2 separate regions of the Homo sapiens genome follow, and region 2 is linked to region 1. The links are chromatin loops, found by intact Hi-C in ENCODE. Cell type or tissue: tibial artery. All regions are shown on one strand. Each heading gives the region's core, and the rest is flanking DNA. Links, peaks and the distances in the headings are about the cores only.

Region 1 (12,429 bases), core at 1,895-9,894:
GCTGGCCCCAAAGAGGCCCCGACAACCAGATTGAGGAAAATATTGCGGGGCAGGGGGAGAAGTTCAACCGAGAACGATAATAGTGGAGGTAGGGTAGTCGCCTTTGGTTGGTGCTAACTGAGCATTCTGCCATCCTGTGGTTTATCTGCAGGCCTCACCCTTTGGATGGAACTTGCAGCGGCCGGGACAGAGTTGCGGTTTGGGGCAAATCAAGTTGGGTTGGGGGCTCTGGAAGAAGGTGAGGAGTCTATGGAGCATAAAAGCAAGGAGCAGCGGCTGAGGCTCTGGGTGCAGGGTGTGGTTCACGAGGTCACCAAGGAGCCCTGGGACTGAAGCCCCTTTCCCTAGAACCCCGGCTCTACGTCTCGAAGTTCTGGAGGGTGCCGCCCCTCCGCACCACGTCACTGCAGGCTCTAGCTGCTCTTCCAGGCTTTCTGCTCCCTCTGCTGGCCGTTCTCACACATGACACCCGCTCGGAGTCGAAGCAGAAGAGCTGGGGAACTGAAGGAGGAGCCCAGTTGAAGGAGGAGCCCCTCACTAAAGCCCACTTAAAAGCCCAGGAGGTGGATATGTGAGCTCTGAGAAACGGAGAGGCAGAGGTTGCTATGCCCAGCGGTACTGCCTGACAGGGAAGTGCCCTGCCTCTTTAGATTTGCATTGCCATCGTGACCGGATATAAGGGAGGGGCAGCATTTCAGTCTCTGATTTTTATGAGAAAGAGGAGGAAGCATGACAAGGAAAAAGGGCACCCTCTCCCCTTTTTTTCAACCCCACAGGCAGACCTCCCACATCCTAGCTCTGCTTCCAAGAACCACCCCCTTGGGTGTGGAAGGTCAGTGGGTTAACTGTTCAGTCTGAGGGTCAAGGGGGAAAAGAAAAGGTGAAGGTAGGGGGAGATCTGGGACTTTGACCCAGGCTAGTTATCCCCAGAGGGTCAGAGACCCAGCTCAGTCAGACCAGACTAATGGGCACTGAAAAAAAGGCACCCCACACATGCTCCTGTCCCAGCCTCGAGCCCCTTCTTCCAGAGGAGCTATTTATGTATTTATGTATTTATTTATTTTTATTTGGGACGGGGCCTCACTATTTGCCCAGGCTGGAGTGCAGAGGCTATTCACAAGTGTGATCATAGCCTCGAACTCCTGGGTTTAAGCGGTCTTCCGGCCTTAGCCTCCTAAGTAGCTGGGACCACCGGTGCCCAGCAAGAAGAGCTCTCTTAGAACACCTTACTTTCTTCTCCCCACCCAGTTCTATAGACCAGTGAGTCTCAAACTTTTTGGTTTCCTCTATACTCTTAAAAGTCATTAGGTTAGGCACAGTGGCTCAGACCTGTAATCCCAGCACTTTGGGAGGCCAAGGCAGGCGGATCACCTCAAGTCAGGAGTCCGAGACCAGCCTGGCCAACATGGTGAAACCCCATCTCTACTAAAAATACAAAAAATAGCTGGGCATGGTGGCGCAGGCCTGTAGTCCCAGCTACTCAGGAGGCTGAGGCAGGAGAATCGCTTGAACCTGGGAGGTGGAGGTTGCAGTGAGCCGAGATTGTGCCACTGCACTCCAGCCTGGGCGACAGAGCGAGACTCCGTCTCAAAAAAAAAAAAATCATTGAGCTTTTGTTCATATGATTTACATCTATCAATTCACCACATTAGAAATTAAAACTGAAAAAGACTGTAACACAAGACCATACAAGCACACATTCCATTAACAATGATGTCAGAAAGATGATGTAATCACATGTCACACGGCCTCTGGAAAACTCCACAATACAATTTTAAGATAATGAGAATTCAAAAGGCAAATAACATGTTAGTATTATTATGAAAATAGCTTTGACTTTGTGGACACCCCTGAAAAGGGACCTCCCAGAAGCCTACAGAGTACACTTGAAGAACTGTTGCTCTGGACCATCACCCTAACCCTTCTTTATGACTCACATTTGTTGATTTTCTTTCTCCTTTTTATTAAGAAAGTATAAGCCAGGCGCGGTGGCTCACGCCTATAATCTCATCACTTCGGGAGGCCAAGTCGGGTGGATCAAGAGGTCAAGAGATTGAGACCATCCTGGCCAACATGTTGAAACCTCGTTTCTACTAAGAATACAAAAATTAGTGGGCGCCTGTAATCCCAGCTGCTCGGGAGGCTGAGGCAGAAGAATCACTTGAACCCAGGAGACGGAGGTTGCAGTGAGCCAAGATCGTGTCACTGCACTCCAGCCTGGTGACAGAGCGAGACTCGATCTCAAAAAAATAAAAAAGAAGAAAGAAAGTATAAATGCTTGTCTCCCAGTGGGTCCTGTCCCCTGGGAAAAACCAGGGAACTTCTTAGGCTTAGTGCCTCATTTTCCTGACTCCTGTTTCTGGGGGTCCCCTAAGCATCCTCCCTCAGCGCCTTGCCCATCTCCCTCTTGACCTTCCCTTAAGGTACCTCAACAGCCCTTACCCTGGGCCAGCCTGCTTACCCTGCTTCAAGCCTGCTGGACCATCTATCTGCTTCCTCCTCCCCTCACTTGAGGACTTTCTCATCTTGGGAGAGGCTAAGTAATTTTTCTCTGCCTTCCCTCCCTCCCTCCCTAGTCCCTGACATCTTCTCACAGGACTTAGGGCAGGAAATCATGCTTTCTGGGTAGACCCCTTTAGAAGAAACGCTTTACCCATCTCCCAACACATCAGCCAACCTGGAATAAGCCAGAGTCTCAGACAAGAAAGTGCCCATTTGGGTCCCATAGGGGTCAAGTGAGTCATATTGCCAGGTGGTTGTTGGGTTGGGGTGTGGATCAGGAATCTGATGCCTCCAGTCACAGATGCCCTGTGCCTGGGAAACTTCATCTTGGTCTCTTCACTCCAAAGCCCCAGGTCCTCTTGCTAGCTGCAGCCACAGGCCTCCACCACCATATCTGGCACATCCGTCTTGACCACATTGCCATTATGATCCAGGTAGAGGAGAGAGAGGGGCCTTCGGGCAGTAGGGACACAACAGGAGGTACTGGCAGGCCAAGGATTGTTGGCTTTGAGGAGGCTGAAGACGGCAGAATGGAAAGAGGCAGCAATGCCTGGGCTGCCAGCCAGGTGGGGAGGGCACTGCCCACTGCAGTAATTCAGCTGGTACCCCTCGGGCTGCAGTATCCAGTCCCGCCATCCCAGTTCCTGGAAGTCTACGTAATGGTCTCGCCTGCAACATAAGGGGGTCGCAGGCTCACAGGTGGGGGTCCTCCTCCTGGCCCGGCCTGCTCCAGGCTCATTGGCTCGGATCTTAAGCTCTAGGAAGGGCTGCTGGTGTCCTGCTGTGTCCAAGAGCCGCCTCGGTTGTCCAGTAACTGTGCTGTTGCCTTCTAGGGGTCTGCAGTCTAGTTGCAGTTTCAGGACACCAGACTTCTCACCCCTCAAGCCACTAGAGGGCAGAGTTAAGGTATGCCAGCCCAGGTTGGTGATGTGGTGCTCAGCCAGGAGAGTGCGGGACCCTTGGCGCCTCCTCCTTGGTCCCCATCGGAAGATCCTCAAGCAAAGAGTGCCAGGAAGGGTGGGGAGCACGTGCAGCCACAGGCGGGCATGGTACAGGTGGTGGGACCGAGGAGTGGACAGGTGAAAAGTGAGCAGGGAGCTGTAGGCTGAAGTGGAGTCTGCCCGAAAGACAGAAAAGGGAAAGAAAATGTGAGTAGAGATGAAGCTCTCCTCTGAGACTCCCCAAGCCCTGCCCACTGCTCTCCCTCGAACCTACCTCTAGAAAAGTAGAGACTGCTTTGTGTCCTCTGCAACCAGTCCCTGCCCCAGCTCCTCCTTCTCCTGCCACACCCCACTCCCTCTGCTGCTCCTGCCAGGCTCCCCTTCTGCCTCCCTTTCCCTGTCTGCTCTTTGCCTGTTGCTCTCTCCCTCACCCACCTGTGACAGTAGCAAAGCTGATGACCTCCTCCCCATTCCCTGGAGCCACACTCCCTGGCTGTAGTCTCCGGAGGGCTCTGGTCAGCGCTGCCTGGGGTGGAGGATGAGTTATTCTGGGACGACTGGTCAGGTGCAACCCATCCAGGATTTGCTGCTTGGCTAGCTCCAGCACCAGAGCTCGTTCTGCTTGGGGTGCCAGTTTGGAGCCCCCACAGGAGGGACACACAGACCCTGTCCCCTGTGCTCGCACCAGTGCCCACAGCAGCACCAGCCAGAGCTGGACATCAGGGAGCCGCATGCTCCTGGTGAATGGCCCTGGTTCAGGAGCCTCGGATGGCAGTTGCTCCGTCTGTTGAGTCTGATTGCTGGGGGCCAATGAGGGCACAGTGACAGCAGACACCACTGCCACACCTACCCTTGGCCAAGGGTACAGCCACCTGTCTTCTATTGTCTGGGACTCAGGAAGGCTGAAAGTAGATCATCTGATGGATAGCTGTGCTTGACCCTCACAGCTCATGTCTGGCTACTGACCTGGGGCCTCTTTAGAGCCAGCTGCCTGGGTCTTCCAAACCTAGTGGTCAGCCAGCCGACCTACCCTCTGAGTCCCAGGATTGGCCAGCTGTGCTGCCCATCAGGCCCCTGCAGGGGGTGGAGGTCCTCCTCCCCATCAGCTCAGGTTTCACCATCTGGCCATGGTGACTGGGCCTGAAGTAGGGGTATGGGGGTGGGGGGGTGCAATGTGGACACGCATGATGCAAGAAAGAGGATGATTTCACATGCTCAGTCCCCAAGGTCTGGGACTTGGGGGAGGGAACGCCTTATGAGCCAGGTGGGGAAGGGCAATTTTCCCTCATACCTCTAGTCTTTCTAGCTTCACCACTGCTGCAGCAGTTTCCATGAGGCAGCTGTGAGTTCCAGTGGGTATTCCTCTGGGGCCCTTAGGCCAGAAGGAAAATTCTGGTCTCTTTATTTCTAGCACTGGGGCTAGGACAGGGATGAGGGTTTGGGCGGGTAGGAGAATGGAGCCCTCTTGCTCAGGCCCAGGTGGCAGTGCCACGAGGCACAGAAGTCACCCCCTGACCCTGCCTGTGCTGGCCGCCCAGAGTCCAGTTGGCCTGGAGCATGATGTGGAGCATGATGTGGAGGAGGGCCAGAGCCGGCGGGGGTTGGGGCGGGGAACGTGTTCCTGTGATGTCTGGGGAAGCCCAGAGAGGTGGTGGTGGTGGTGATGCAATCTTACACAGGGCAGAGTCCATCAGGACTGTCAGGGGGCATGACACTTGGGAGGGCCTATACCCAGCTGCCACTTCTCTTTCAAGGGACTGTGAGAGTTGCCTAAATTTGGGGCATCCTAGAAGTAGTGCCAGGCCTCCTTTTTTTCTTACATTTTTAAAATTTAAATTTTATTTTATTTTACTGAGGTAAGGTCTCAATCTGTTGTTCAGGCTGGAGTGTAGTGGCACAATCATAGCTCACTGCAGCCTTGAATTCCTGGGCTCAGACAATCCTTCTGCCTCAGCCTCCTTAGTAGTTGGGACTACAGGTGCGCACCACCACACCTGGCTAATTTTTAAATTTCCCACAGAGACAGGGTCTCGCTATGTTGCCCAGGCTGGTCTTGAACTCCTGGGCTCAAGCAATCCACTTGCCTCAGCCTCCTAAAGTGCTGAGGTTACAGGCGTGAGCCACCGCACCACCCTTCAGGCCTGTTAATGGGGGTAGAAAATGGGAGCTCTAAGAGCTTTTGACAACAAAGCAAGGCAAATACAGCAGTCTTGGTTCCCAGTCTCAGCCCTCCTGACCACATTTTCTCACTGTCTTTATTTTATTTTATTTTATTTTATTTTTTGAGGCTGAGTCTCGCTCTGTCGCCCAGGCTGGAGTGCAGTGGCACAATCTCGGCTCACTGCAAGCTCCACCTCCCGGGTTCACACCATTCTTCTGCCTCAGCCTCCCGAGTCGCTGGGACTACAGGTGCCAGCCACCACGCCCGGCTAGTTTTTTGCATTTTTAGTAGAGACGGGGTTTCACTGTGTTAGCCAGGATGGTCTCCATCTCCCGACCTCATGATCTGCCCGCCTCGGCCTCCCAAAGTGCTGGGATTACAGGCATGAGCCACCGCACCTGACCTATTTTTTATTTTATTTTTTATGTTTTTGAGACAGGGTCTTACTCTGTCATCCAGGCTGGAGTGTGGTGGCCTGATCACAGCTCACTGCAGCCTTGACCTCCTGGGTTAAGTGATTCTTCCACCTCAGCTTCCAGAGTAGCTAAGTCTACAGGTGCGTGCCACCACACCAACCACACCACACCACACCACACAGGCTAATTTATTTTTTATTCTTTTGTAGAGACAGGGTCTTGCTGTGTTGCCCAGGGTGGTCTCAAGCTCCTGGGCTCAAGCGATCCTCTCACCTCAGCGTCCCAAGGCGCTAGGATTATAGACATGAGCCACCACACCCAGTCCTCACTGGCTTTAAATGGGGGGGGACCCAGACCCCTCCACATTGAATTCATGAAGGTGGGCCTCATGCTAGCTTTTCTCCTTATGCCCCAATTTCTCCAAGAAGCTTGATGGGGAGAAAGCTGTGGGGGAAGTGGGTGTGATTTGGAAATGTGTCTTTACTCCACTTTGCTCATCTCCCCTCTGTTTAGATGATGGGGGCTGTCAAGAGAGACTATTAGATCTAGGCGACAGGGTTCCTAATTGGAAGGCTGGACCTCAGTACCACCAGTGTCCACCATGTGGCAGTGCCGTGCCTCTGGACAGCAGCTGGCTTGTAGCTGGCTGGAGCTTCCCAGGGACAGGGAAGGGGCAGCTCTGGGGAATGGAGTGATGAGGAGTGCCCCTCGACCTCTCACTCTGGGGACGCTGCCTCCCCCACAAGAGACAGGGACAAGCTGGTTCCTTTGTTCTTTCCCCATCACACTGCCAGAGAAGAGAGACTGTCTTCAGGATCCACATCACTGCTACCTTTGGTTTTGGACCTCATCACACAAACACGTGGCAATGGAGCTTGGTGATGTACCAGGCTCTTCCTAGAACCTCAGGGCACTCTTTGGTGGGGGTGGAGTGGGGTGGGGGCGCACTGAGACGATTAGACCCTCCTGTCCACCCTGCATTTCTCCCCAAGCTCTGAAACACATTCAAGAGCTCTGTCCAGTGTTCTCCCCAGCTCCCAGCAACCATTCTGTTGGTTGGGCTGGGAAATGACAGCCCTCTACCCCCTCGGGTCTGGAACATTGGTCAGCAAAGTGGAGGTATCTATCCATGGTGGTGCCTCAGACGGCTTACCTGTTGGTATCAGTAGGCAGTCAGGGGAAGTGACAAGAAGTGGCTGCAGGAGTCACTGACCCCACCTCTCCCCACCCTCACTGTCAGATGCCCCCAGTTTCCAGCTCTTCCCACCCGCTTGCTGCTGTGCCTGGCCTGGCCCTACCTCCCCACTGACACTTACGTCAGAGCTCAGCTATAAATACGCTCTTAGCATCTTAGTCACTTTTCCCAAGAAGTGCTCCTGGGTTATAAATACCCCAGCCATCTGCCTCACTGCCTGCCCTACCACCAACCTGGTTGGGGGCTGGGGGATAGCGACAGGCTTGGGGGTGGGTAAGGAAGTAGAAGAAGTGGGAGTGGTTATCTTGCTCAAATGAGAAAAGCCTGAAGGGGTCCAGAGGTAGGAGCTAGGAAGCTCTAGAAGAAAATGTTTAGAAGAAGACAGACCCACTCTCTCCCCTTATTACAAAAGACAGAGCCAAAAAAGAAAGGGAATAATGCTGATCCTGTTTTTATTTAAAAGTAGGCTATTTTGTTCATCATGGATTTTTTGCATTAATTTTGACTTTAAAATAATATTGCATTAAAGTCCTATCTTGATTAATAAATTGTTCACCACCCCCTTAAAATTTAGCCCCCCCAGGTGAATGACTCACTTTGCTTTACCCCAGTCCTAGCCCTGGAGACTAAGCTGTAATTGGGAAGGAGGTTAGATCTGGGGGTCGGGGATGTGTGGGGGAGACACCAGAAGGCCTCCTTAGATTCTCCTTAGATGAAGGTCTCCTCAAGTCAAAGGTGGGATAACTTCCATGGGTTGCTCAGGAAGCCCTCAAGCTCAGATTTACAGTCCCCCAGGCAGTCCTTTTCAGACTTTCTCCTCTAGGGTTCCTATTTCAGGGACCTCTTACCCTCATAGGAGGGGGTCATAAACTGAGCAAACACAGACATCACGTTTACCAAAGAACACATGGGTTTTGCGCAAACTCGGCCTTGGGCTGCAGACATTATCGACCTCATGGTTCAGGACTGTCCAGCCAAAGGGAGGAGATGTGGGGGAGGACGGGCAAAGGTCTAAAAAGGACCCAGTCTCAGAGCAAATGCCACCCTCTCCTCATCCAGGCCTTCCTCTTCTCCCTGTCCCACTCCAGCAGCCCTTGCCCATTCCAGCTTCCAGGCAGGACTCCTGGGTGGAGCACTGGGGGTGGGTGAAAGGAAGGCAAGTCAGAGGTCCTGGCAGCCAGCTCTGAGCATGCCTCTGCCTCCCACACTTGCGTGCCCACAGCTGGTCAGTTTACTGGATGACCAAGCATAGATCTGTCTCATCTTTTGGAGGGATTACAGAGGGAACAGGTAAAGCCTAGGTTTTTATTAGCCATGAGACCTCAAAGATGGTTCTGGAAGGATGGAGGGACGGGGTGCCTAAGAAAGAAGAGGCATAAAGTGTGAGATGGATACAATAGTTCAGTTCTGAGGAGACCATGTGAAGAGACAGCAGAGTAGGCAGACTACAGCATAAGCAGGCAGGCTCTGTGTCATCTGGGGTGCCAGTTAGGGCCCTTGTAGGAGATAGAGGACTTTTCAGCTGTCTGTTTTTGCTTCATCAAGAGAACTTAGTGAAGGAATTATTTACAGAGGTATAGGCAGAGTTAAGGGAACCAGTATGAGATGTTGAGGCCCCAGGGACTAGCAAGATAGAAAGCCTTTAGGACCCCCTAGTGTTGAAGCAGTTATATCAGAATGTAGGCAGAGCTGGGGCCATGGAAGGGGGTAGCCAGGTAGTGTAGGGACACAGAATAGCCACAGTTACACAGAACCATGACACCTAGACAGAGAGGGAACAGGGATAAGAAATGCCCTGACCTCAGCAGGAAGCCAGAGGGCAGGGGAGCTCAGGTGATAGAGCTCAGGCAAGTCAGCCCTTAAGGGCATAGAGAAAGGCAGAGAAGGACAAAAAATGGATGAAGGTATGCAAAGAGAGCTTTAGTAGTTCACCTGGACAACTAAGAAGGACAGGGGCTCACAACAAAGAGGGGGGTAGGTAAGCCTCTATTTTGGGCAGCAGTGATCTAAACTTTGGTGAATCCAAAGAAGGGCCTCTCTGGAGATCCACAAAAATTGGGGGAAGGGGTTGTGTCAACTCATCTTGGAGTGGGGACCATTGAGTAGAAAGGACAGGAAGGCATAGTGGGTTATGGGGTCTATTAAAGGTGAGCTAAGGGTGTCTTTGCCTGGGAACCAGATGGCATTGCTCATGGTTGGAGATGGGTCTGAGTCCCTGGAGTGGGGCTAGCGGGATGGACTAGCGGGATGGACTATGCCCTAGGAAAGAGGGTAGTGGTCAGGAAGATGGCACAGTGACTTGCTTTAGATGAAGGTTTCTTCAAGTCAAAGGTGGGGTAATTTCCATAAGATGCTCAGGAAGAGGGAGTCCACATTCTGGACAGAGAATGAGGTCATTCCCTCCTCTCAAGGAAGTGCACTTCTGTAGGGGCGTGTTTTCCCATGCAACCTTGGGCTGCCCATACCACACATAGACTAACTGCACCCACAGGCCTCTACTACCATGTCAGGTATGTCAGTCTTGACAATGTTGCTGTCCCTGTCATAATAGAGCAGAGACAGGGGGCGCCGGGCCGTGGGTACACAGCATGAGCCCCCTCCAGTGGTGCCTGCAGCTGTGTTGGCCTTGAGAAGATTGAGCACTGCAGTGTGAAAGGAGGCAGCAATACCAGGCATGCCTGCTATGTGTAGTGGGCACTGCCCTATGCAGAAGTTCATGGCGTAGCCCTCAGGCTGGATGATCCAGTCGTGCCAGCCAATCTCACGGAAGTCCACAAAAAACTCTTGTCGACAGCACATCCTGGACCCTCCTTGGCAGTCGATGCCTCGTCGGTGAATCTGGTGTTTGCCCCCAACTCTCACCCGGGCTGCCACAAAAGGCCTATGGGCAGCTCCACCCAGGATGACTGAGCTCTGGGCTACCTGGCCTTCAAGTACCAGCTCCAGGGTCAGGTGCCCCTGGCTGCAGGCAGCTTGAGCTTCAGGCCCTAGGGGGAGTTGATGCCAGCCACTGGCATCCACCTCCAGCAGGTACTGAGTAGCCAAGGTGAGGTTGGTATTATGTGGACCCAGCACAAGGACTCTCACTTTCAAGGTCCAAGTGGTATTGGAAGGGAGCTGCACAAAGAACATGAGACTGGCCTGCTGGACCTCCCTGTCACCAGCAGTTCTATCAGAGGAGAAGTGAAAATCAAGACGAGTCTGGTTGATGGTGGAGAGGCCTGTGGACATAAGAAGCCCCAGTCATTGCGGCCTTCTGACTGTCAGTTCTACCAACTATTTCTCTGTACTCAGCATTCTTGAGTTGTCTATAGCACTTGGCATTTGCTACAGTTTAAACATGTCCTCCAAAGTTCATGTGCTGGAAATTGGACCTCCAATGCAGTGGTGTTGGGAAGTGGGGCCTAATGGGAGGTGTTTGGGTCATGGGAATACCACCTTCATGAATGGATTAATGCCCTTATCTTGGGAATGGGTACCTTATAAAAGGATAAGTTTAATTATCAGCCCCACCCTCTCTTTGCCCTTCTGCCATGGAATAACACAGCAAGAAGCAAGAAGGCCCTCGCCAGATGCCAGCCCCTTGATCTTGGACTTCCCAGCCACCAGAACCATGAGTTAATATATTTCTGCTCATTATAAATGACCTAGTCTGTGGTATTCTGTTACACCAGCACAAAACGGACTAAGACAGCACTGCTGACAATTCTTTCCTTCCTGAAAATCTTTTCTCTCTTGGCTTCCATGACACAACTCTGTTATAATTCTTCCTGGTTTTCTTTGCTGGCTTTTCTTTCTCTGACCATCCCTTTAATATCAGAGTTTTCCAAGGTCTGTCTTGGACTTTCATTTCCTTCTAGTCTACATTAAGGGAGCTCTTAATTAGACTCATGGTCAAGCAACATAATTTTTTTTTTTTTTTTTTTTTTTAGACGGAGTCTCATTCTGTCACCTAGGCTGGAGTGCAGTGGCGTGAGGTTGGCTCACTGCAACCTCTGCCTCCTGGGTTCAAGTGATTCTTCTGCCTCAGCCTCCTGAATAGCTGGGATTACAGGTGCCTGCCACCACTCCCAGTTAATTTTTGTATTTTTAGTAGAGATGGGGTTTCACCATGTTGGCCAGGCTGGTCTTGAACTCCTGACCTTGTGATCCACTCACCTCAGTCTCCCAAAGTGCTGGGATTACAGGCGTGAGCCACCACGCCCAGCCAAGCAACACAATTTTTATGTTGGTGATTCCCAAATCTGTATGCCCAGACCAGAGCATTTTGCATATTTGGACCGGACATATAGATTTGGAAATCACCAAGCTTCAGGCCTAGATTTCTAACTACTTACTTTTGTCACATGAATGTCCTGGCAGCACATTAAAATCAATTTGTCCCAGAGCTGGGTGGAGTAGTGCATGCCTGTAATCCCAGCTACTTGGGAGACTGAGGCAACATGCCCAAGACCAGCCCAGGCAACATGGCAAGACCCCATCTTATAAATACATATGTGTGTATGCATGTGTGTATATATATGTATATATGTATGCATACATATATACAAACACAAGCACACACACATATATTTTATATATATATATATATATATATATATATATTTTTTTTTTTTTTTTTTTTTTTTTTTTTTTGAGACGGAGTTTTGTTCCTGTTGCCCAGGCTGGAGTGCAATGGCGCAATCTCAGCTCACTGCAACCGCTGCCTCTCGGGTTCAAGCAATTCTCCTGCCTCAGCCTCCCAAGTAGCTGCACCCAGCTAATTTTGTATTTTTAGTAGAGACAGGGTTTCTCCATGTTGGTCAGGCTGGTCTTGAACTCCTCACCTCAAGTGATTCGCCCTGCTTAGCCTCCCAAAGCGCTGGGATTACAGGCGTAAGCCACCGCGCCTGGCCTATATATTTTTTTTAATCAATTTTTTCAACCTGAAAAATAATTACTTTCCTTCCTATATACCCCCTCTTCATTCTTGGTGGTGCCACTACCCTCATCACCTGTAAAAACTCTATGATCAGCTAGGCGTGGTGGCTCACGTCTGTAATCCCAGCACTTTGGGAGGCTGAGGCAGGTGGATCACCTTAGGTCAGGAGTTTGAGACAAGCCTGGCCAACATGGTGAAACCCCATCTCTACTAAAAATACAAAAATCAGCCAGGCGTGGCAGTGGGCGCCTGTAATCCCAGCTACTTGGGAGGCTGAGGCAGGAGAATCGCTT
Region 2 (10,214 bases), core at 1-8,000, 330 kb after region 1:
CGGGGAGGGGGGGTGGGGGGCGTGGACCGGGTAGGGGAGCCTTTGGAGGGGGCTTGATGGAGCTCTGGGGGCTCCCCTTGTTTCCGCCTCCTCAGTGCATGGGCCTGGAGCTCGCACCGCTGTTCCCCGGACTGAAGTGCCGAGGGGGGGGCTGATGGGGGAGAGGGAGGGGACGGGTTGAGGAGGGAGGGAGGGAAGGGGCGGGGAAAGAAAAAAGGTTGGTGGGTGGGGGGAGAAAGAGCTACGCGGCAATCCAGTGAGTGCGCATGCGCCGATTTGACGCGCTGCCCGGGGGAGGGCGACGCGGACCCGCGACAGGGTTCGGAGTTCTGGAAAGCGGTCCAAGAGTGAGGGTCCCGGGGACTCGCTGGCTAGTTTGGGGCCTGGGGCGCCCTCTCCCCTGGCTGGGCCCTCCTCCCTGGTGCTCCAGAGAGCAGAAGGGGTCGAGGGTGGGATTGGGCAGTGGGCGGAGAGCTGAGCGGCTCCCCTTTGAAACTCAGTGTCATACTCTAGGATTTCAGGCTCCCTCCGGGGGCGTCCGGGACTCAGTGGTCTGGGCCGAGGCTCGATTTTCTAGGGGAACCCTGAAGGTGCCTCCTCTGCCCGGGGTGGGGACAGGGACCGCCAGTCCGCGGGGAAGGTGCAGGGAAAGGCTGAGCTTTGATTTGGAGACTTTGGAAGACCGGACTGGGATTGGGGCCTGCGAAGGAGGGGGCGGGGTTGGGGAGGGACCGCGAGGACCCGCCCCCACCTCGCTCCCGGGCTCGGAGTAAACAGGGACACCCGAGGGGACACGCCGGAGCTTGTCCGCCCGCGTGGGGCTCGGGGATGGAGCCCACCTTAGTACCCGCCCGCCCTGCTCGCCCAGCCCTAGGCGCGGGAGGGGCAGGCCCTGGTTTGGAGGGAGGTGAGTCACCAGCGGGTGGGGTTGAGGAAAGGCCACCCCCTTTCGCCCAAGAAGTCGGGGCTCATTTATTTTTCTGTTTTTTTTTTTTTTTTTTTTTTTAATACCTTCTGACTGGCTTGCCATCAAGTTAGGGTTTTAGATTCCGAGCGCCAGGATTTGGAATAAGATGAGGGACTCTGGACCTTCGTTTCCAGGCCTCGGGTTCCAAGGAGGTGTCTGCTGAGCGCCGGACCTTTGTCCCCAGGCTCAGCCCACACGGGAATGATACTTTGCAGAAGGCAGGCGCCAGGCGGTTCCCAGGGGCCAGTGAACGTGCTTTTGGTCACTGCCCCCTTCTGGGCGGCGTTTTATGGCTGTTACCTTAGTGTCTGACTTTCTAGGTGTCTGCATGTCAGAGTTCAAGGAGCGGGGCAGACGACGTCGGCTGCCAAAAATTGACGCTGGAGAGGAGGGACTGTTCCCCCTTTTACGTTCTAGTTACGGAAAAGTCCCCACTCCAGTCTGTCCTTGGCAGAAACAGGAGCAGCACGAAGGACTTGCCTCCTAATGACAGTGAGCTCAACCTTTAGCTTCTTCCAGCCGGCTTTGCTCAGCGCGGTGGCCACCTGCCTTTAGTCTCCTGGGCTAGAAACCTCAGACTTTATGCCAACTCAAGGGGGCCTTTCCTTCCTATATCCAATCTTGCCAGCCTGTGCTCCAGGCTTGTCATTTTTTTCCTCTGAAGTATATCTCAGATTTCCTCCATTTCCACTGCCAGAGAGTTGCTCCAGGCAGGAACGGGGTCTTATTTCTCCTTTTATCCAGCTCCCATGGCCCAACACAATGTGAGACGCACTATGCGGACTCACCAAATGCCTACGAGGTTCCTCCCAGGGCCCCTCCCAGTATTGGGATCCAAGTGAAATCAGGTCGAAACAGACTTTAGACAGCTTGACAGCTTTGAGAGGAAAACGGTATCTGGAGCAACCACATGTAGCCTGAGGGCTTGAAGGGGCTTTCCTCCCTCCCCCTACCCATCTGTCAGGTGAATCTTCCAAAAACTGCTTTCCCGGTGTCTCTTCCTTGCTGGGGAACCTCTAGTGGGTGTCTATAGACCAGTCAAATGTGAACTCCTCTTCAGTCATGGCTTTCCAAAACCTGGCCTCAGTCAGCATGCACTTCTCACTTGCAACCTCCCATCCCCTGCTGTCTCCTGAATGTGAATGTGTATTTTTATTAACTTTATATTGTTAAAAAAAAAAGAAAGAAAGAAAAGATAATACCTAGTGGTTAAAAAAAGTACAGGAAGGTAAAAAGTAAAAGGAAACTTGATGCTCTCCACACCCCCATTTTTCAGCTGCACCCTCAGAGTAACTTCTACTAACAGTTCTTCAGGTCTCCCCTACCAGCAGAGGTTTCCCCCCCGCCCAAGACGGAGTCTTGCCCCGTTGCCCAGGTTGGAGTGCAGTGGCCTAATCTCGGCTCACTACAACCTCTGCCTCCCGGGTTCGGCGATTCTTCTGCCTTGACCTCCCAAGTAGCTGGGATTACAGGCACACGCCACTATACCCAGCTAATTTTTTTTGTATTTTTGGTAGAGATGGGGTTTCACGATGTTGGCTAGGCTGGTCTCGAACTTCTGACCACGTGATCTGGCCTCCTCAGCCTCCCAAAGTGCTGGGATTACAGGCGTGAGCCACCGTGCCCGGCCAGGAGAGTTTTTAAAACAGTAACATACAGGCCAGGCGTGGTGGCTCATGCCTGTAATCCCAACACTTTGGGAGACGAAGGTGGGAGGATCACTTTTCAGGAGTTCGAGACCACACTGGCCAACATGGCGGAACCCCATATCTACTAAAAATACAAAAATGAGCCACGTATCGTGACGCATACCTGTAATCCCAGCTACTGGGGAGGCTGAGGCACGAGAATCGCTTGAACCCAGGAGGTGGAGGTTGTGGTGAGCCGAGATCGTGCCACTGCACTCCAGCCTGAGCAACAGAGGGAGACCCTGTCTCAAATAAATAAATAAATAAAACAGTAACATACAAATATAAGTGAATATCCTTTAAAACTATAAAGAAACTCATATGATATATAGTGTTCTGTAACTTGCCTTTTTTTCAATTAACTTAGCTTGATCCCTTTCCATACCGTATGAACGCATTTAGCTCACCCTTTGATCTTGGCTACTTGGAATCTCCTTGCTTGGATGTTCCACAGTTTGTTGGGATTGTTGGGCACTTGGGTTATTTCCAGCAGGTGAACTGCTGAGGGTATGTCTGTAAGGTGAGAGAATGCATATTTATGTCTTTCTTTCTTTCTTTCTTTCTTTTTTTTTTTTGAGATGGAGTTGCACTCTTGTTGCCCAGGCTGGAGTGCAGTGGTGTGATCTCAGCTCACTGCAACCTCCACCTCCCAGGTTCAAGCGATTCTCCTGCCTCAGCCTCCCGAATAGTTGAGATTACAGGCACCCACCACCATGCCTGGCTCATTTTTGTGTTTTTAGTAGAGATGGGATTTCTCCATGTTGGCCAGGCTGGTCTTAAACTCCTGACCTCAGGTGATCCATGCACCTTGGCCTCCCAAAGTGCTGTGATTACAGGTGTGAGCCACCTCACCCTGCTGAGAATGCATATTTCTATCTGAGCCATTAATGATACAGTTCCCCTGCTCCTCTACCCTCCTCAGAAAAGCCCTCCTGTTATTCTCGCTCTGCCTATCTCTCCTGTTCCAAACTTGTATTCAGGAAAGCTTCAGTATCCAGAGTTTAGCACTTTATTTTGTGGGCTCTGTATCCACCACTAGACTATATACTCCTTGAGGGCAGGGACCATGTCTTTTTCTTCTTCGTTTCCACCCAGCGTGAGAGGCTCTTGATTGGTGAAAGGAATGTTAGGACTAGAGTTGCCTTTCCTGGAACAGGATGTGACTTCAAGCATCTTCTTCCCTCTATTTCTCTTATAGCATTCATTGTTTAATCCTCTCTGCCTCAGTGCCTTCTCTTCCTCCCCACATCTGTTCTTAAGAGGCATCTTCAAATCCTTGGGTTGAGATTATAACCATAATAGTAGGGAATCATGGAGGAATTCTCTGAAATTCATGATTGATACCTGGAATGGTGATGAGGGCAAAGAAGCTAGTGTGGGTAAAGGGCATCTCTTTTTTCGGGTCGCTCAGCAAATTACAAAATACCCGCCTTTTCTGAGTATAGCAGGGCCTGGGCTGGGGCGTTAATTGGGTAGCTCTGGAACTGAATGTCAAGCCAGAGGCTAGCACCACCTAGTGGTCAGTTAAGGAAGTGTGCGTAGGAAGGGTATCCCGGAAAGGTCTGATGGCAGGCGGAGAGAGGGAAAAGGACCAGTATTTATTGAGCGCATACCATGTCCCAGGCCCACGCAGTGGACTTTATTTACAGTATCAGCTCACTTAAGTCTACCTTTTGTCATGGGTGTTATTTCCAGTGTGTATAAGAAAATAGAATGTTCTGAGAGATTAAAGAATCTGTCCCAAATAATGGTGCAGATCCAAGCCCAGATTTCATTCACTTAATAAAAATATTAGGTACCTCGTATAAGCAAGTACATTGCTAGGCACTAGGGATAAGAGACGGAAACACACAGTCTCAGCCTTCAAGAAGCTTTCAGGTTAGCTGGGTGCTCAACAAGAGACAGACAATGACAATACAGTCAGTTCCTTAACACCTGTGATGAAGGCATGTGCAGAAGGGCATGGGAACATGGGAAGGATACCTCTTCCAGACAAGGTGGTCAAGACAGAGAGCAGCAGATGATGCCAGGCTAAATGTTGAATGAGAGGAAGAAAATGACAACCAATAACAAAAGGAAAGGGTGTTTTAGGCTGGATGGCAGGAAAGGCATTGGAGGCATGAGAAGTTTAAAACATGTGAAGAACATCAAATATGGTATCATAGCTGAAGTTTAAGGTACTTTGAGGGGAGAGTGTTGGATGAAGTATCAGAAAGCCTAATCACAAAGCGTGATTTTAGCCACAGTAAGGACTTAGAATTTTTTTTCTAGAAGTAGTGTAGAGCCAGTTGAGAAATTGGTGAAGTCCTTAATGCATGAGTGATGGAGCTGGAGAGGAAGAGGATTCAGAAACAATAAAGAAGTAGGATCTAGTATACTAACCAGTTAACTGTATAGGCCTGAAGATAGTGACAGAGAAATCTGAGTCTAGAAAATTTGGCTCACATTAGAATCACCTGGAGAGTTTTTAAAAATCCCAGTGCTGTGGTGGCATGCATCTGTAGGCCCAGCTACTCAGGAGACTAAGGTGGGAGGATTGCTTGAGCTCAGGAGGTTGAGGCTGCAGTGAACCTGATCACTGCATGATCATGCCACTGCACTCCAGCCTGGGTAACAGAGTGCAACCCTGTCTCAAAAAGAAAAATAAATGAATCAATGCTGGAGGATTTATGCTACTTGATTTCAAGACTTGTAAGTGACAGTAATCAAGACTATGTGGTGCTAGCATGAGAATTGACAAACAGATCCATGGAGCAGAATAGAGAACCAGAAATAGACTCACAATCATTTGATTTTTTAATAAAAATTCTATATGCGTTTATTATTTTATAATGTTACTTTTATATACTTTTATCTTGGAATTATTTTTCGTTTGATTAGTTTTCTATGCATCTATCATTTTCCCCAAATATCTCAACATAATTTTAAAAAATCAGATAGTTGTTTGATTTCTTATTGCAATTCCTTTGTGTTTACCACCCCTCCACCCTGCTCATCCCTATCTCACCCTGTGCAACTTCTGCATTCTTGCTTCAATGTTGACTAGGCACAGGCTTCGTTTTTCTTTTTGAGACAGAGTTTTGCTCTGTTGCCCAGTCTGGAGTGCAGTGGTATGATCATAGCTCACTGCAGCCTCAACCTCCTGGGCTTAAACTATTTTCCCCTGTCAACTTCCCAAGTAGCTGGGACTACAGACACATGCCACCATGCCTGGCTTCAGCATCCATTCTTAAACTCCTTTTCACCATTGATCTGGGATTTTACTCTTAGCTGGAACCTGTCTGAGACCCGACTATTGGAGGTCTCTTACTGCTGGAGGATGGTATCTCTGGGAAAGGCCCACTCCCAGACCCAGGAATGTAGGATCCATCTCAGTGCAGCTTTTCTCAGCTCTCTACTTGTCTGGGGTACCACACTTCTCAACCGGATTCTGTACTTCTCATAAAGGTATTTTGATCAGTAAATTGTTAAATCTGTGTTTCTGTGAGGGGATGAGAGGCGGGACTTCGTATTGCACCAACTGGCTGATCCCACTGTAAAGGTCATTTGATTTTGGCAAAGATGTCAAAGCCAGCCAGTGGAGAAAGGAATGTCTGTTCAATAAATAGTTATGGAACAACTTCATATCTATATGGGAGAAATAAATGAACCTTGACCCCTACCTCACACCATATGCAAAAATTAATTCAAGATTGATTATAGGCTGGGCCCAGTGGCTCACACCTGTAATCCCAGCACTTTGGGAGGCTGAAGCAGTTGAATCACCAGAGGTCAGGAGTTCAAGACCAGCCTGCCCAACATGGTGAAACTCTGTTTCTACTAAAAATACACAATTAACAGGCCAGGCATGGTGGCTCACACCTGTAATCTCAGCACTTTGGGAGGACAAGGCGGGTGGATCATCTGAGCTCAGTTCAAGACCAGCCTGGCCAACATGGCAAAACACTGTCTCTACTAAAAATACAAAAATTAGCTGGGCATGGTGGTGCATGCCTGTAATCCTAGCTACTCAGGAGGCTGAGGCAGGATAATCGCTTGAACCTGAGAGGCGGAGGTTGCAGTGAGCTGAGATCACACCACTGCACTCCAGCCTGAGTGACAGCGAGACTCTGTGTCAAAAAAATTAATTAATTAAAAAAATAAAAATACAAAAATTAGCTGGGTGTGGTGGTGGGCACCTGTAATCCCAGCTACTCAAGAGGCTGAGGCAGGAGAATTGCTTGAACCCAGGAGGTGGAGGGTGGAGTGAGCCGAGATCGCGCCACTGCACTCCAGCCTGGGTGACAGAGCGAGACTCCGTCTAAAAAAAAAGATTGATTATAGACCTAAACCACAAATGCTAAAATCATAAAGCTTTTAGACAAAAACACAGAATATCTTCATAATTTGGAGGAAAGCAACCCCTTCTTAAGCTATAGAAAGCAATAACATAAATTTCTTGATAAGTGAAACATCAAAATAGAAAACTTTTGCTCGTCAGAAGACATCATTATGGAGTAATCCCAGCACTTTGGGAGGCTGACATAGAAGAACTGCTTGAGGCCAGGAGTTTGAGACCAGCCTGGCCAACAAAGCTAGACTCTGTCACTACAAAAAATTTAAAAAATTAGCCGAGTGTGATGGTGTGCACCTGTAGTCCCAGCTACTCCAGAGGCTGAGAAGAGAGGATTGCTTGAGCCCAGGAGTTAGAGGCTGCAGTGAGTTGATTGTGCCACTGCACTCCAGCCTGAGTGACAGTGAGACCCTGACTCAAAAAAAAAAGACATTATTATGAAAATGTGGAAGTAAGCCAAATAGATAGACAAAACATTGATCTGAGAAGGGACAGAGGAATGCGAGATATATTAAAAATTCCTATAACATAGTAATAAAATGACAACCCAATGAATGGACAATAAGCATATGAAAGGTACTCGAGGCTAGGTGCAGTGGTGCACGCCTGTAATCCCAGCACTTTGGGAGGCCAAGGTGGGAGGATCGCTTGAGGTCAGCAGTTTCAGACCAGCCTAGGCAATATATCGAGACCTCATCTCTACAAAAAGTCCGGGCGTGGTGACTCACGCCTGTAATCCCAGCACCTTGGAAGGCCGAGGCGGGCGGATCACGAGGTCAGGAGTTCAAGACCAGCCTGGCCAATGTGGCCATACCCTGTCTCTACTAAAAATACAAAAATTAGCTGAGCATGGTGGTGGGCACCTGTAATCCCAGCTACTTGGGAGGTTGAGGCAGGAGAATCACTTGAACCCAGGAGGCAGAGGTTGCAGTGAGCTGAGATTGTGCCATTGCACTCCAGCCTGGGCAACAAGAGCAAGACTCCATCTCAAAATAAATAAATAAATAAAATTTAAAAATGATCTAGATATGGAGGTGCATTCCTGCAGTCCTAGCTACTCAAAAGGCTGAGGCAGGAGGATTGCTTGAGCCTAGAAGGTTGAGGCTGCAGTGAGCAGTGATTGTGCCACTGTGCTCCAGCCTGGGCAACAGAGTGAGACCCTGTCTCAAAAATAAAAAGAAAAAAGAAAAAGAAAAGAACTCAACATCTTTAGTTATTAAGAAAATGCAAATTATGCCAGGCACGGTGGCTCACGCCTGTAATCCCAGCACTTTGGGAGGACGAGGCAGGAGGATCACAAGGTCAAGAGATCTAGACCATCCTGGCTAACATGGTGAAACCCTGTCTCTACTAAAAATACAAAAAATTAGCTGGGCGTGGTGGCGGGCGCCTGTGGTCCCAGCTACTCGGGAGGCTGAGGCAGAAGAATGGCATGAACCCAGGAGGTGGAGCTTGCGGTGAGCCGAGATCGTGCCACTGCACTCCAGCCTGGGTGACAGAGCAAGACTCCGTCTCAAAAAAAAAAAAAAAAAAAAGGAAATTATATCCATAGTGTGATACCTCTCAATACTCACCAAAATGATTAAACTTTAAAAAACTGACAATACCAAATGTTAGTGGGAATACAGAGCAACTGGAACTCTCATACATCATTAGTGGGAATGTAAAATGTACTATCAATTTGGAACAATATGTAGCAGTTTCTTATAAAACTACACATACACCTACCCTGTGACTCAGCAATTCTATTCCTAGTTATTTATCCAAGAGAAATGAAAGCATATGTTCACACACAGACTTGAACACAGAATATTCATAGCAGTTTTCTTCACAGTAGCCAAAAGCTGGCTATAGCTCAGGTATCCTTCATTTGAAAAAGGATAAACAAACTGTGGTATAGATCCACCATGGGACACTACTCAGCAAGAAAAATGAAAGAACTATGGATACATGCAGCAACATGGATGAACCTCAAAACATGTTGCGTAAAATAAGCCAGACATAAAACTACATCCTATATTACTCTACTTAAAAAAAAAAATCAGAACAGTGGCTTCCCCTGTGGGTTGGGGTGAGGGTAATGATCCACATCTTGATAGAAGTTTGGGTATTACAAAGCAACCACCTGGTAGGGCAGAGATTTGAACACAGGTGGTCTGCCAGCGGCCAAGGTTTTAATCACCATACTACATAGCCTTGCCCAGGCTGTGGAGCCTCAGATGTGGATGAGATCACACAGAAAGAGTGTCCCGTGAAGACAGGAGACTGAGAGGGAGGACGCAGAGAGGTAGGCCGAAGACCAAGAAAGGAATCATGAAAAGTAGTTGGGGGAGAACTTACTCAAGAATGGCTAACAGTGTTGAGTACTGCTGAAAGGCCCAGCAAGAGAAAGACAGGAATGTGCCATCATTCAAGGCCCCTAGGAGGGTGTATGTGACATGGGCCAGGACAGTTTCATGACTGGTGGGGGCAGCAGCCAGCTGGCAGTGTAATGAGGAAGTAAGGAAGAGAAGACTGAATATGAATAATTTTCCCAAGATGCTTGGCTGCACAGGGGAAGGGAGAGAGGCAAGACAGTAATTAGAGAACTGAGATTTCCTTGCAGAGGCACAATCCTGACCACAGCTGACTCCATCCAGAGCTGCTTGACTTTGCCCATTCACCAGGATGGCTAACTTGTCCTTCTGTGAAGTAAAGGTCGGTTGGCCACAGTAAGCCTCTGACAGCCTGAGGGCTCCATTTGAAGCCTTGAGATCAGCTGACTCCACCATTGCTCACATCCTGTCATCCTTGGCAGGCCTTGATTGGCATCCATCCTTCTCCACTAAGTCCAGTCCTTCCTCCTCCTAACACTGTTATACTGCTCTCCACCCATCTCCTTGCTTGAAGCCTGGGGCCACCCCTGGCTCACATTATCCTGGCCCCTCTTGGCTTGTCTGGAACCTGATCCTTCCTTGAGAACATTCCTCCTTTAATGAGGTATCGCTTATTCTCTCAAGTGTATAGGGCGGGTGGTAGTGGGAGGATGGGCAGGCAGCCCACCCTGGAGTCTCCATTTCCTGTGGCGATATAGCTTCACCATGGTCTTAGTTAGGGATGCATTTAGCAGCAAGTAATGGAAGACCCAATTAAAGCAGGCTCAACAATGAGGAGTTTTATAGCAGGTCCAGGGCTGGTTGATTCATCAAAGGTTTTCCACCTCTTCACACTCATACTTTATCCTCAT

The links. Hi-C counts contacts between places; a loop is a spot of excess contacts. Peaks named below come from ENCODE experiments on the same cell type or tissue, not always from the same donor. Only the 100,000 strongest peaks of a DNase experiment are listed, where the experiment ranks them.
Region 2: it touches region 1 in a loop (6-fold over the local background); 4 of 110 quality-filtered maps call a loop at or near these places.

The regions. Positions count from the first base shown.
Region 1 is chr12:57,447,284-57,459,712 of GRCh38, reverse strand. INHBC (inhibin subunit beta C) reads right to left here. Exons shown (of 2, transcript NM_005538.4): 2 at 7,651-10,436. The coding sequence ends at 9,691. INHBE (inhibin subunit beta E) reads right to left here and starts at 4,406. Exons shown (of 2, transcript NM_031479.5): 1 at 3,879-4,406; 2 at 1,688-3,619. The coding sequence starts at 4,176. The coding sequence ends at 2,865. It overlaps LOC124902947 (a long non-coding RNA gene), which reads left to right. Exons shown (of 2, transcript XR_007063335.1): 2 at 152-2,271. RefSeq lists enhancers at 200-249, 260-339, 4,433-4,727. In tibial artery, for the core only: a CTCF peak has its summit at 6,622; a DNase peak (open chromatin) is centred at 6,714; H3K4me3 peaks cover 549 bases; H3K27ac peaks cover 2,954 bases; H3K27me3 peaks cover 320 bases.
Region 2 is chr12:57,118,407-57,128,620 of GRCh38, reverse strand. LRP1 (LDL receptor related protein 1) reads right to left here and starts at 138. Exons shown (of 89, transcript NM_002332.3): 1 at 1-138. RefSeq lists enhancers at 478-1,131, 9,483-9,672. In tibial artery, for the core only: CTCF peaks have their summits at 1,286 (motif pointing left) and 4,168 (motif pointing left); DNase peaks (open chromatin) are centred at 550, 783, 1,254 and 4,200; H3K4me3 peaks cover 1,756 bases; H3K27ac peaks cover 2,533 bases.